Linked DNA regions of Homo sapiens: regions 1, 2 and 4 are each linked to region 3. The links are chromatin contacts, found by Hi-C or POLR2A ChIA-PET in ENCODE. All regions are on one chromosome and are shown on one strand. Each heading gives the region's core, a stretch centred on a gene start or an enhancer-like site at or near the end of the contact. The rest is flanking DNA. Distances are from core to core; before and after follow the strand shown. Region 1 holds the start of NAT14 (N-acetyltransferase 14 (putative)). Region 2 holds the start of ISOC2 (isochorismatase domain containing 2). Region 3 holds the start of LENG1 (leukocyte receptor cluster member 1). Region 4 holds the start of UBE2S (ubiquitin conjugating enzyme E2 S).

Region 1 (2,700 bases), core at 198-2,697, 1.3 Mb before region 3:
GCCACCCAGGGGCCCCCCAGGCCACCCGGCGGAGGCAGCGAGCCCCATCGGGCCCGCAGGCCCAGCTTCACGGCGGCCACAGCCAGGAACACCGGCAGGAGGAGGGCCAGGGCGAAGGAAGCCAGGACAAAGCGCAGGCCGCTGCTGGCCGCCGCCAGGAGGAGCAGGGCCGGCGGCCGTGTCAAGGCATGGAGGGCCACGCGGTTTTCCGTGTCCTTCACGCCGGCCTGTGGGCAGGAGGGGTGGCTCAGCCATCCGAAACGCTAGGGCCTCCTGGACAAAGAGAGGAGGTAGACCCTGCCCGGGGCGGGGTGAGAGCTCCCAAATGGGAAGGGAAGGCAGCACAGTCCGATGTTCAGTGTGGCACACTGGGTATGGAGTGAATGAATGAACGAGAGCGAATGATGGATGGATGAGTGAATTAGGAGCTGTGGGGGCACTCAATTCAGTAGCAATGCCGCAGTGAGGCCCCAGGGAAGTAAGGACAGGGAGGTTGCCTCAGGCTGGAGTGGAGGCTGGAGGGAGGCTGCTGGGCTAGGTTGGGGTGCTGGGCTGTGCTTTGAAGAGTTGGGGTCCGAGGCACAGAGCTGGCTGTTGTGCTGGCGTGCACAGCCGACTGGAGATGGGAGACCAGGGAGGGCGTTGGTGCTGGGGTCCCAGTAGGGCTGGGGGGGTGAGCCCCCACCTGCCACACCTGCTGTGGTTTTCAGCAGCAGGGCGGCTGAGGCTCAGGAGGAAAAGATCCCGCTCCAGGGGTCCAGGCTGGCTCAGGTGGGTGGGAGGGGGTGGCTGAATCCACTTGCAATTCCCCCACTGCAGCCACTCCCAGGCCCCCTGGGGCCCCTGCCTCTCACCTTCAGCATCTCCAGCACCAGGGGCTTCTCATCTTCCCTCATCTCCCGCACTGACAGGTGGCTGGGGGCCATGGCAACCCCCAGGCCCCGGCCCCCCAGAAGGGAGCTGGCGTCGTGCACCTGGTGAGAACATAAGTAGGTCAGCGTCAGGGGGGCACCTCTGTCCCCAAAGCTCCCCCGAGGGGTAGGGAGCAGCAACGGCACTTCCCAGATCAGGACACTGAGAACCCTCGGGGCCCCCAAGCGAGGATCTCGGCAGGACAGGCGCCCCCCACAATACTCAGCGACCTTGCTAAAGTCTCCCGGGATCCCCCCTCCCCCGTATTATTCAGCGATCTACACTCCCAAACGCGCTGCGGACGCCAACACTGCAGCACGGGGCTCCCTCCCAGGCACTGGGGTCCACGAACACCCTCCCCACATGCCAGAGAACGGACCACGCTCGCTCCACCCCGGTCCCCAGCGCCCCCTCCCCCACAGTCGTCCCCGTCCCGCGCCACAAGAACAAGGACCAGCAAGCACCTGCACCGGTCGCCTTTGGTCCTTCGACAAGGTTTCGGGAGCGGGTCTGGAAGGGGGTCGCGGGCGGAAGTGACGTCAGACCGCGCGCGGTGGGGCGGGGCGGCGCCCGCTCCGGGCCGTAGCAACCGTTGCTAAGCTCCCCGGAGGGCGGGCTGGGAGGAACCGAGCTGTGACCCTGCGGAGGGCCGGGAAGCGACCTCTCCTATCCCTAGAGAAGGAGCAACGGGGAAAGGGGACCTGGGGAAGAACGGGAGCGGAAGCCGGCAGGAGACGGGCGGCGGGCTGGGGACCAGCGCGAGCTCCCGCCCCACGTTCCCTCGTTGCTGAGCAACCTGAGCGCCGGGCGGCGACGCCAGCGCGTGGATTCTCATCCGTGCCGGGGCCTTCGCGGGAGGAGCCGGCCACGCTCAGCATCCTGGCGCCCGACTCCCCCATCCCCAGGGACCCCACTCCACCCACGGGGCGCCCGGGGTCGCAGAACCCTTCCGCATAAGGATCCCCCTACTTCTCACACGAGGGGGGCAGCGGGGCGACCTACAGTGAACAAGTAGCACTCCCTGGAGTCTGATGTCACCACCTCCCCACTATAATGACCCCTGCGGCCTTTTTTGGTTTCAGGACAGGGGAACTGAGCCCTACGTAGTGGCTGGCCCCAGGATGCAGAACAAGCCATCTGCGACCCAGGACGCAAGACTTAAGACTCCACGCTCCCAGGCGGGGGCTAGGACCATGACTTTGCCCCCTTCCCTCCCCCCAGGAAAACAAAACACAGGCGGGGAGACTCGGGTCTTTATTAGCAAGCCCAGCCTGCGGCACCCTGCCCCGCCCCGGCTGGCAGTGAGTCGGGGTCTCTGTGCGGGGCGGGAGGGGAATCACTGCCTCTCCTCAAAACGTGTGCACCAGCTGGACTGCGGGTAGAGTCTGGACAATCTGGATGGAGGGCAGGCCCTGAGGGGTCATAACACCAGGCCCAGCTCCTGCGGGGACCACTTGCACCATCTGGGAGGCTGGAGCCCCGGGGAGCCCCGCGGGGCCCGAGGCTGGGCCTGACGGCGGTGGGGCCAGGAGCTGCAGCGTGGCGGTGCCTCCTCCAGTGTTGCTGCTGTCCAGCAGCTCAGTGGCTGGGGCGCTGCGGATGATGAGGAGTTTCTGTCCGGGTGGGCCGGTGGCAGGCGGCTCCGTCAGCCCAGGAGGAAGTGTTTCTACCTCCTGTACGCAGAGTCGAGTCTGTTCGCCATCGGCCCCGCTCAGCACCAGCACGCTCTGCAAGCCCTCGTCCGTCTGGAGTGTCTCAAAGAGGACATCCTGGACCACACCAGTGCTG
Region 2 (2,700 bases), core at 110-2,609, 1.3 Mb before region 3:
TTTTTCAAAAAGCAAGATTCATTTCCAATTCAGATTGGAGTTAGTGCTGAAAAGAAAATAAAACACAAGGCCGGGTGCGGCGGCTCACACCTGTAATCGCAGCACTCTGGGAGGCCAAGGCAGGCGGATCACTTGAGCCCAGGAGTTCAAAACCAGCCTGGGCAACAGAGTGAGACCTCCATCTTTACAAAAAAATTAAAAAATTAGTCAGGTGTGGTGGCGCATACCTGTGGTCCCAGCTACTCAGGAGGCTGAGGTGGGAGGATCGCTTGAGCCCGGGAGGTTGAGGCTGCAGCAAGCTGTGATCGTACCATGGTACTCCAGCCTGGGTGATAGAGCAATTTTTTTCTTTTTTTTGATGTTTCAAAAAAATTAAAAACAGCGACCTGATGGAAGGGCTACCTGACACCAGGTGGTCAGGAAAGGCTTTGAAAGCCTGGAAGGTTGGGCCATGGGGAGTCCTAGGATTCCAGGCTGAGGCAGCACACGTGCAAAGGCCCTGCGGTGGGACATTGAGGGAAGAGCAAGAGGAGACCCCTGTGGCTGGAGCGGAGTGAGCAGGGGGAGTGGTGAGAGGCGAGGTCTGCACGGACCAGGAAGGCCGACCATGAATTGGGAGGAGTTTGGATTTATTCCAAGACAGATAGGAAATTCTCTCTTTCTCTCAACCTCCATTTCCAAGCACAGAGTCTAAATTATTCTAAACACCACCCGAGGAGGCAGGTGCTGTACAGATGGGGAAACTGAGGCAGCACAGAGCGCAAAGGACAGGGGGGCGTCAAATTCCTCACTTGATCGCTCCCTCAGCCAGCCCCTTCCTGGAAAGTGCTTGGGTATCTTTGTAAGCCTCCGTTTCTTGAGAGAGGGCCAGGTTTCGAACCGCAGACATGCCTCTACTCTAGGTAAGACCCCTCTCTCTCTCTCCCGGCCTCGGCGGTCTGCTCTGTGCAATGGGGCCGGCCGAGACGCCCTCTCTCCAGCCAGAGTCTGAGCCTTCGGAGACCACCGCGCGACTCCGCCCCGTCGGCCGCCACTCACGCCCTCTACGGCTCTCCATTGGCAGAACGACCTGCTGCCCCGCCCCCACGGCGCCTTTGCGAGCTAATCATTTTCTTGAGACTGACAGCCTTGCCGGCACCGCCCCCCCTGGGGCGGGAGCAAAGCAGCTGCATATGCGGATTGGTTGAGAGGCAGGGGGCGGGGTGAGTTGGTGAGCGCCGATTGCGGGCAGAGGCAGTGGCACATGCGGATTGGCCGGAGAGAGCGGCGAGGCAGAGCATGATGAGTGTCGATTGGACGGCTGGGCCCAAGTGGGCGGAAAACGGACGGTGCAGGGGGTGGGCCACGTGTCCAGCCCTAACGAAACGGTAACCAGCCCTGGGAAGCCCGCAAGAGGCCTCAGCGGTGGCCGTCCGAGAGCCGAGAGGTGAGGGTGCCCCCGCCTCACCTGCAGAGGGGCCGTTCCGGGCTCGAACCCGGCACCTTCCGGGTAAGTCCTCTCTCGCTGCTGGCGCTATTTGGAGACCGACCTTACCGCCTAGCAGATGGGGAAACTGAGGCTCTGCCTGGGCGTCCCGGGCCAAGGTCACAGGACCAGAAGGAGGACTCCACCTGGCCCCGCCAGAATTGGCTGGCCAGAGATTGGAAGCGTCCCCGGGTCGCGCCTGCCGCCTCTGTAACAGCGCTGGGGGGTGGGCAGGTTTAATCCCCATTTCTCCGACGAGAAAACTGAGGCTAAGACAAAGAGAAACTTGCCCAAGGTCACACAGCCAGGAAGTCCGGGCTCCAAGGCCGGGTTTCCGAGACCGGGTGGGGAAATCAACGGCCCTACCCCGCCCCCTGTTGCCGCCCACCTCCAGCCACGCCCCCTTTGGCCTTGGGTACCCTCCACCCAGGCTGAATCTCTCCTCGTTCCGCAGGACACGCCCAACCCTCTCCAGCCCAGACCTCCCCTTCACATCTCTCTCTCTCACACACCCACCCTCACCCCAATTTTTCATCTCCCAAAAACCAGTTCCCCTCCCCGGGATCCCCTATGAATCTTCAGATCATGCCCCTCGCTCGACCAGAAACTGGGGGCCTTTCTCCCCGACTTTCCCCACCGTCCCAGCTGCCCCTTCCTGACTCTCCCCTGTCCCACTGGGCCCCAGCGCCGACCTCCTGCTCTCTGGCCTTTTGCCTCCAGTTCAACCGCACGGCGGGGGCCTGAAGCCATCTTTGTATTTTGCATTTTGAACACTTTTTCTGGAATAATACCACAAACGCAGAAAATCGAACGGTTTGCAAATACACAGCTTAAATAAATATTTATAAAGGGAGCACCCTGGTGTAAACAAGTATCCAAAGAAAAAAGTCAAACATGCGCCACATCCCAGGATCTCCCGCCGTCGTCGTTTCCATCACTGTGGTCCAAGGGCAGTCACTGTCCTGGCTTCTGACGCCATAGATCAGTTTTGCCGGGTTTTGGCTTTATGCCAACCCTTTATTGTATATAGTATTGACTAGACAACTTGTTGCACATTGTCCAGAATTCAGAAGAAACAGAATAGGACCCAGTGAAAAGGCTCCTACAGACTTCCCCGGTGCCTGGTTCACCCGCCTGAGTCTCCCGTTTCTTGCTTGTTTGCCAGAGATAGCAGATATAGATATAGGCAACACAGACACATTTTCCTCTCCCTTTTTTCTTTGGCACAAAAAGGA
Region 3 (2,700 bases), core at 59-2,558:
CGCCTTCTAAGCTGTGTGGTCCATTCCGGGGGCAGTCGTCCATCTGGGCCCAGATCCCTGAGTCTATTTCCAGCCTCCCTGAGACCACCCAGAATTTCCTCTTCTTCCTGGGGACCCAGGCTTTTGCTGTGCCCCTTCTGCTGATCTCCAGGTGAGACGGCCCAGACTTCTGGGTCTGGGTTTGAATGCGTGTGATCTGGGGGCCACCACCTGCGTCCAAGAGAGGAGAGGCTTGGGCGTGGGAGCAGGCAACGTACTGAGTCTGAGGGAGGAGGCCTAGGCTCCTGGACTGCTGGGTCCGAAGGAGGAGGTGGGCGGGACGTAGGACTCCTGGATCTGAAGGCGGAGGGGCTGGGAGACTGAACTCCTTGAGCCCAGACGAGGAGGGGCTTAGGCGTCCACATCCCTGGCTTCGAAGGAGCCAGACGTTTGGATATAATGGAAGAGCGTGTCAGGAGTGGCTTCCGTTCCTGTCTCCTTCAGCATCCTGATGGCGTACACTGTGGCTCTGGCTAACTCCTACGGACGCCTCATCTCTGAGCTCAAACGTCAGAGAGAGACGGTGAGCCAGGCGGGTCCCTGAGAGGGCCCCTGGGGAACATGGAAAGGGGTTGGGGAAGAGGATTGTCTCACCTCCACCTCTCTTTGCCCCAGGAGGCGCAGAATAAAGTCTTCCTGGCACGGCGCGCTGTGGCGCTGACCTCCACCAAACCGGCTCTTTGACCCCCGCAGCCCACGTCCCGCTTTCAGACCCCAGGCCCATTGTAAGCCTAGGTCACAACATCTGTAAACTAGGAGAACTGGAGAAGACTCCACGCCCTTCCAGCTTTGGTATCTGGAGATTTCCAGGGCCCCTCGCCGCCACGTCCCTGACTCTCGGGTGATCTTCCTTGTATCAATAAATACAGCCGAGGTTGCTGAGCGCGCTTTGAAATCTGCGTCCTGAAGGTGGGGGCAGGGCTACAGCGGGGCAGGAGCCAATCAAATGTACGGGCATGTTTGTCGGTGCAGAGCGCTCTTCCGCAAGGAGACTTGTCGGTCATGTCGGCCAATCGACGGCCGCATCTGGTAGCATCAGGGGCGGGCCAACTTATGATTGGTTCAGATCTGTGACAAGAGGCGGTTGCTAGGGGATACCACGAGCCGAACGCCTAGCATTCGCTGTGATAAAGGGCGTCTCAGCCAATCACCTGTCGCTACAGGCCAGGGGGCCGTACCAACTAATTCGGAACCAATCCGCGGTCGAAGTAGGGACAAGAAAAAGGGGGGCATCCTCTCGCCAATCGGAAGTGCAAAGAGGCGGGCGTGCCAGTCCCTGGACAGCTACGACGCCATGAATATCTTGCCCAAGAAGAGCTGGCACGTCCGGAACAAGGACAATGTCGCCCGCGTGCGGCGTGACGAGGCCCAGGCCCGGGAGGAGGAGAAGGAGCGTGAGCGGAGGGTGCTGCTGGCTCAGCAAGAGGTAAGCTCGGAAGCCGGCAGGGCGGCGCTCCGGGGCCCAGCGCGCAGGCGCCGCGGTTGGGGGCCGGAAGCGGAGGCGTTGCGCAGGCTCAATGTGCCCCGTGTGAAATTCGGGACCAGGCGCCGATCCCACTTTCGAGGACGTTGCCCCGCAAACCTTGTGCCCACTTCCACGAAACCTTCCTTGATCTCGCCCTCGTCTTAGTTTTTCCCCCACTGATGTATTTCACATGGCTGGAACAGTGTCTAGCACAAAAGAGAAGCTTAACATTTAATGAATCCGTGAACCCTTGGACAGTTCAAGGAAATTCGGATCACTTTTTAGTTTGCCTGCACAGCCTATTTATTGAGCATCTACTGTATGCTAACTACATGCCGTGCACCTGACTTGCGGAATCCCCAATAAGCACTGTTCGTTCTTAGAGGGGCACTGTCATCTCTGTTGCACGAAGTGAGATGGCTTCAGTGAGGGGAAGGCACATTTTAAGGAGAGGCGGACAGCCAGGCTCCACGCCATCGGGCGAGCCCTTTCGTGCACCGCCCCCTAGACACATACACACAAACACGGGCTTTCCGTATGGCTCTTTAAATCTGTTTGGTGTACACCCAACTTTCATTTCCTTAGCTAGTCTGATCCTCCGCCGTGGGTGGGAGGTAGTCTAGGTTTTTAGAATCTCAGTAGGCTGCTGAGCGCTGTTTGAAATCCGCGTCCTGAAGGCAGGGGACAGGGCTTCAGCAGACTTGGGGTAGTCACTTGGAGCCATGGCTAGAATTCAGATCGTCTGGCCTAATGCATACCTTTATGGCTGTTTTAATTGTCTCACTTGAGGTTAGGAACCCCTTTGGTTTAGGCCAGGGACCTCCTCCCATACATCCTTGATGACCCGTGGTTTACTATTTGAAAGGGAGTTTACAAAACCCAGGCGTTGCCTCATCTGCCTACCCTCACCCCCAGCTAGGACAGGTGCCTCTTTTAGGCGCCTAGTGCTCCCTTTCTCATAACCCCAGCACCCTGGACTGCCATTTTCTGTGGTGGGCACCAGACTCACAGTTCTTGAATTACCTCTAGGTTCTGAATGTCCTGCCTATAACTTTCTCCCCAGGCCCGTACAGAATTCCTACGGAAGAAAGCCAGACATCAGAACTCACTGCCTGAGCTTGAAGCAGCAGAGGCGGGAGCCCCAGGTTCTGGCCCTGTGGACCTGTTTCGGGAGCTGCTGGAGGAAGGGAAAGGAG
Region 4 (2,700 bases), core at 120-2,619, 1.2 Mb before region 3:
TGTAGATTTCTTTCACACCTTCCTTATTCCTTCTTCAGAAGCTGAGGCCCCATGAGGGGAAGCTGGTAGCCAGGGGTCTTTTCAGGTACCTGTGGCCAAATTAGGCCCAGATGTTAATGCTCTCATCCATGGCTGAAAAAGGCCAAGAAACTAAGAAGAGCTGTGGACGCACAGACTGGCAGAGACACCGAGAGGGCACTGCGACCGCACTGCACAGATGAGCAAAGGAAGGCCAACTTCAGCATTCCCTCCTCCTCTCTAAGCCCCTCCAAAAGGCCTGCTCAGGGAGCTCTGGCCACCGTTCTCAAGCAATTGCCTGACGTTTTTACTGACACTGAGGGCTGGAGATGGTCCCTTTTCCAGGCAGCTATGTGTCCATTTCCTAGAGAGGGAAACTGAGTCCCAGAGAAGGCGGGTGTGGCTGGAGGCCATGGGTCAGTCATAGGCATAACCATGCCGTGAATAACCGTCTTGGCACTCTCTGACTTCTTTCCCTGGCAATACAACGGATCCCAGTGCCCATTTGTCACATAAGGAAACTGAGGCTGGCGTCTTCGATGAAGCCTGGCAGGAGTGGGGGTCACACACGGAGTGCAAGGCTGTCCAAGCCTTCAAGGTCATTCTGACTGATCTTTGAGCCTTAGCAATACAGGACGTGGGTCCAAGAGCATTTCCAGCACAAAATGGCGCCTCATAGAAAAATGTAGTCGGAGTTCCAGCGCCCACCTCCACCACGGCTCAAAGGAGGGGGCGCGGGCGGCAGCGCACACTTCATTTGCATATACAAAAATCAACGGATTTCGTTGGCTGGCAGCGGTTTGATCTGCACGAAACTGGGTCGCCCTCTGACCGGTCTCTATCAGTCATTGGCCCATGCGAGTCTCGTGACCCACCAGTCACTAAAGCGCATCCCTATTGGCCCGAGCGCCTTCCATCACGCGTTTAAAACCCCGAGTCCCGCCTCCCCTCGCCACGCTCCGGCCCCCAGGAAGACCGTTAGTCGCGTGCGCGACTTCCTCAGCGTCAGGGCGCGCCCGCGCGTATGCCGGGCCGTGGCGGCGTCTCATTCAAACGGTCCAATCAGCGGCCGCGTCGCCTTCCCCGTCCCCCTTCCTCTCTTCTTCCCCTTTTCAGCCCCTCCGTTCTTTGAGAACCCTCCCGACCCCCGCGGGCCCCCATTGGCCGGCCCGCTACCCAGCCCTCTCCGCCACTTCCCTCGCTTCTGACCATAGTTTGCGGGGAAGGGAGCGAGCGCGTCGAAAACCAAGGAACGTGCGCGCTGACGTCACGGTTGAGGCTCGGAGCTGAGGGGCCGCGGAGGGCGTGGCCTGCGGGCGGTTATAAAGAGGCAGTGGTGCGCGCGCGGCCGGCTCAGTGCTGCCGGGCACCGGGGCGGCGGGTTGGTCTACGCTGTGCGCGGCGGACGTCGGAGGCAGCGGGGAGCGGAGCGGGGCCGCCGGGGCCTCTCCAGGGCCGCAGCGGCAGCAGTTGGGCCCCCCGCCCCGGCCGGCGGACCGAAGAACGCAGGAAGGGGGCCGGGGGGACCCGCCCCCGGCCGGCCGCAGCCATGGTGAGCACGGGCGATGAGGCCCATGAAGGTGGTCGGGGGTGTCCCTGAGGGAGGAGGTGGAGTCTCAGGGGCCTCCGACGGGCGGCCTTGAGGGGTTTGAGGGCCAGCCTGGGGGTCCCTGACCCGGGATGGGCCCGAGGGCCTTCCCGCAGGCGGAGCAGGAGCTCGGGCGGCCCGCAGTCTCCCTGGCGGCGAGGGCTCCGGGCGCTTTGCGGCCCGCCCATGGGTGTTACCAGGAGCAAGGACGCCCCGCCGCCATCTCCAGACCTGAGCCGGGGTTTCAAGGATGCTCTAACCAAAAATTAGTGGAGAAGGGGGAGAGAGTAGATCTCTGGCCTACGTGGAACCACTGGGGACCAAGCAGGGTTAGGAGCGGGCTTTGGGGGGGGGGTTCTGGGGTGGGTGGAGTTATCTGCAAGCCCCCCCGTGAACCCGCCCCCATTTCTGTTGGAAACTCTGCCTGGGCTGATGGCCTGAAGCATCCTGGGTGAGGGTCTGGGAGTTCAAGGGTGATTGACAGCCTGGGGCCACTGAGTCAAGACTTGGGCAGTCTCAGCATCTTTAGGCCCTGCGGGAAGCCCAGCTCTTAACACTCGCTCACCCTGCTCTCCCATCCGTGCCCAGAACTCCAACGTGGAGAACCTACCCCCGCACATCATCCGCCTGGTGTACAAGGAGGTGACGACACTGACCGCAGACCCACCCGATGGCATCAAGGTCTTTCCCAACGAGGAGGACCTCACCGACCTCCAGGTCACCATCGAGGGCCCTGGTGAGTTTGGAAGGAAAAAGAGAAGGGGCTGCTGCTTAGATCCTCCATCACCCTGCTCTAGATCACCCTAGCGGGAAGTACCCATTACAGGCTGGCCTCGTGTCAGGTGTTGGGATGCATTGGTGGACAGGGCAGGACGCCACAAATGACAATTATGTACTCTTTTCCCACAAGGGTTGAGAAATATCTGGTCATTGAGTTAGTATATCATGGGACGGTACTCTAGATTTGAAGCAAGGCTTTCAGACATGGCTTCCCTGGACCTGAGGGTGGGTAGGAATTAAGTAGGAATGGGAAGAGAGCTCCAGGTGGTGGGAATGGTGTCAGCAAGGGCCTGGGAGGGTGGGCCAGGTGATCT

Evidence for each region. A loop is a pair of places that touch in the nucleus more often than their neighbours do. ChIA-PET counts read pairs that join two places held with the same protein, here RNA polymerase II (POLR2A). Pooled maps may share reads with other maps.
Region 1: a loop to region 3 is called in a pooled map, with 2.7 times the contacts of the local background. The contact joins the promoter of NAT14 here to the promoter of LENG1 in region 3. A Hi-C loop is called at or near these places in 5 of 50 pooled maps.
Region 2: a pooled map shows a loop between it and region 3 (8-fold over the local background). The contact joins the promoter of ISOC2 here to the promoter of LENG1 in region 3. A Hi-C loop is called at or near these places in 6 of 50 pooled maps.
Region 4: a loop to region 3 is called in a pooled map, with 8 times the contacts of the local background. The contact joins the promoter of UBE2S here to the promoter of LENG1 in region 3. A Hi-C loop is called at or near these places in 5 of 50 pooled maps. POLR2A ChIA-PET finds 5 or more read pairs at or near these places in 2 of 52 experiments (A673 and endothelial cell of umbilical vein).

Annotation. Positions count from the first base shown.
Region 1 is chr19:55,483,935-55,486,634 of GRCh38, reverse strand. NAT14 (N-acetyltransferase 14 (putative)) reads right to left here and starts at 1,447. Exons shown (of 3, transcript NM_020378.4): 1 at 1,377-1,447; 2 at 855-974; 3 at 1-227. The coding sequence starts at 926. It overlaps ZNF628 (zinc finger protein 628), which reads right to left. Exons shown (of 3, transcript NM_033113.3): 3 at 2,148-2,700. The coding sequence ends at 2,262. RefSeq lists an enhancer at 808-1,137 and a silencer at 1,238-1,657.
Region 2 is chr19:55,460,301-55,463,000 of GRCh38, reverse strand. ISOC2 (isochorismatase domain containing 2) reads left to right here and starts at 1,359. Exons shown (of 6, transcript NM_001136201.2): 1 at 1,359-1,489.
Region 3 is chr19:54,158,329-54,161,028 of GRCh38, reverse strand. It overlaps LENG1 (leukocyte receptor cluster member 1), which reads left to right and starts at 1,308. Exons shown (of 4, transcript NM_024316.3): 1 at 1,308-1,465; 2 at 2,568-2,700. The coding sequence starts at 1,334. TMC4 (transmembrane channel like 4) reads left to right here. Exons shown (of 15, transcript NM_144686.4): 13 at 1-151; 14 at 484-562; 15 at 655-921. The coding sequence ends at 723. RefSeq lists an enhancer at 1,306-1,975.
Region 4 is chr19:55,406,457-55,409,156 of GRCh38, reverse strand. UBE2S (ubiquitin conjugating enzyme E2 S) reads left to right here and starts at 1,369. Exons shown (of 4, transcript NM_014501.3): 1 at 1,369-1,570; 2 at 2,195-2,342. The coding sequence starts at 1,568. It overlaps LOC105372462 (a long non-coding RNA gene), which reads right to left and starts at 1,012. Exons shown (of 3, transcript XR_936075.3): 1 at 1-1,012. RefSeq lists enhancers at 611-720, 742-1,036, 1,393-1,906 and silencers at 1,141-1,190, 1,201-1,260, 1,271-1,740.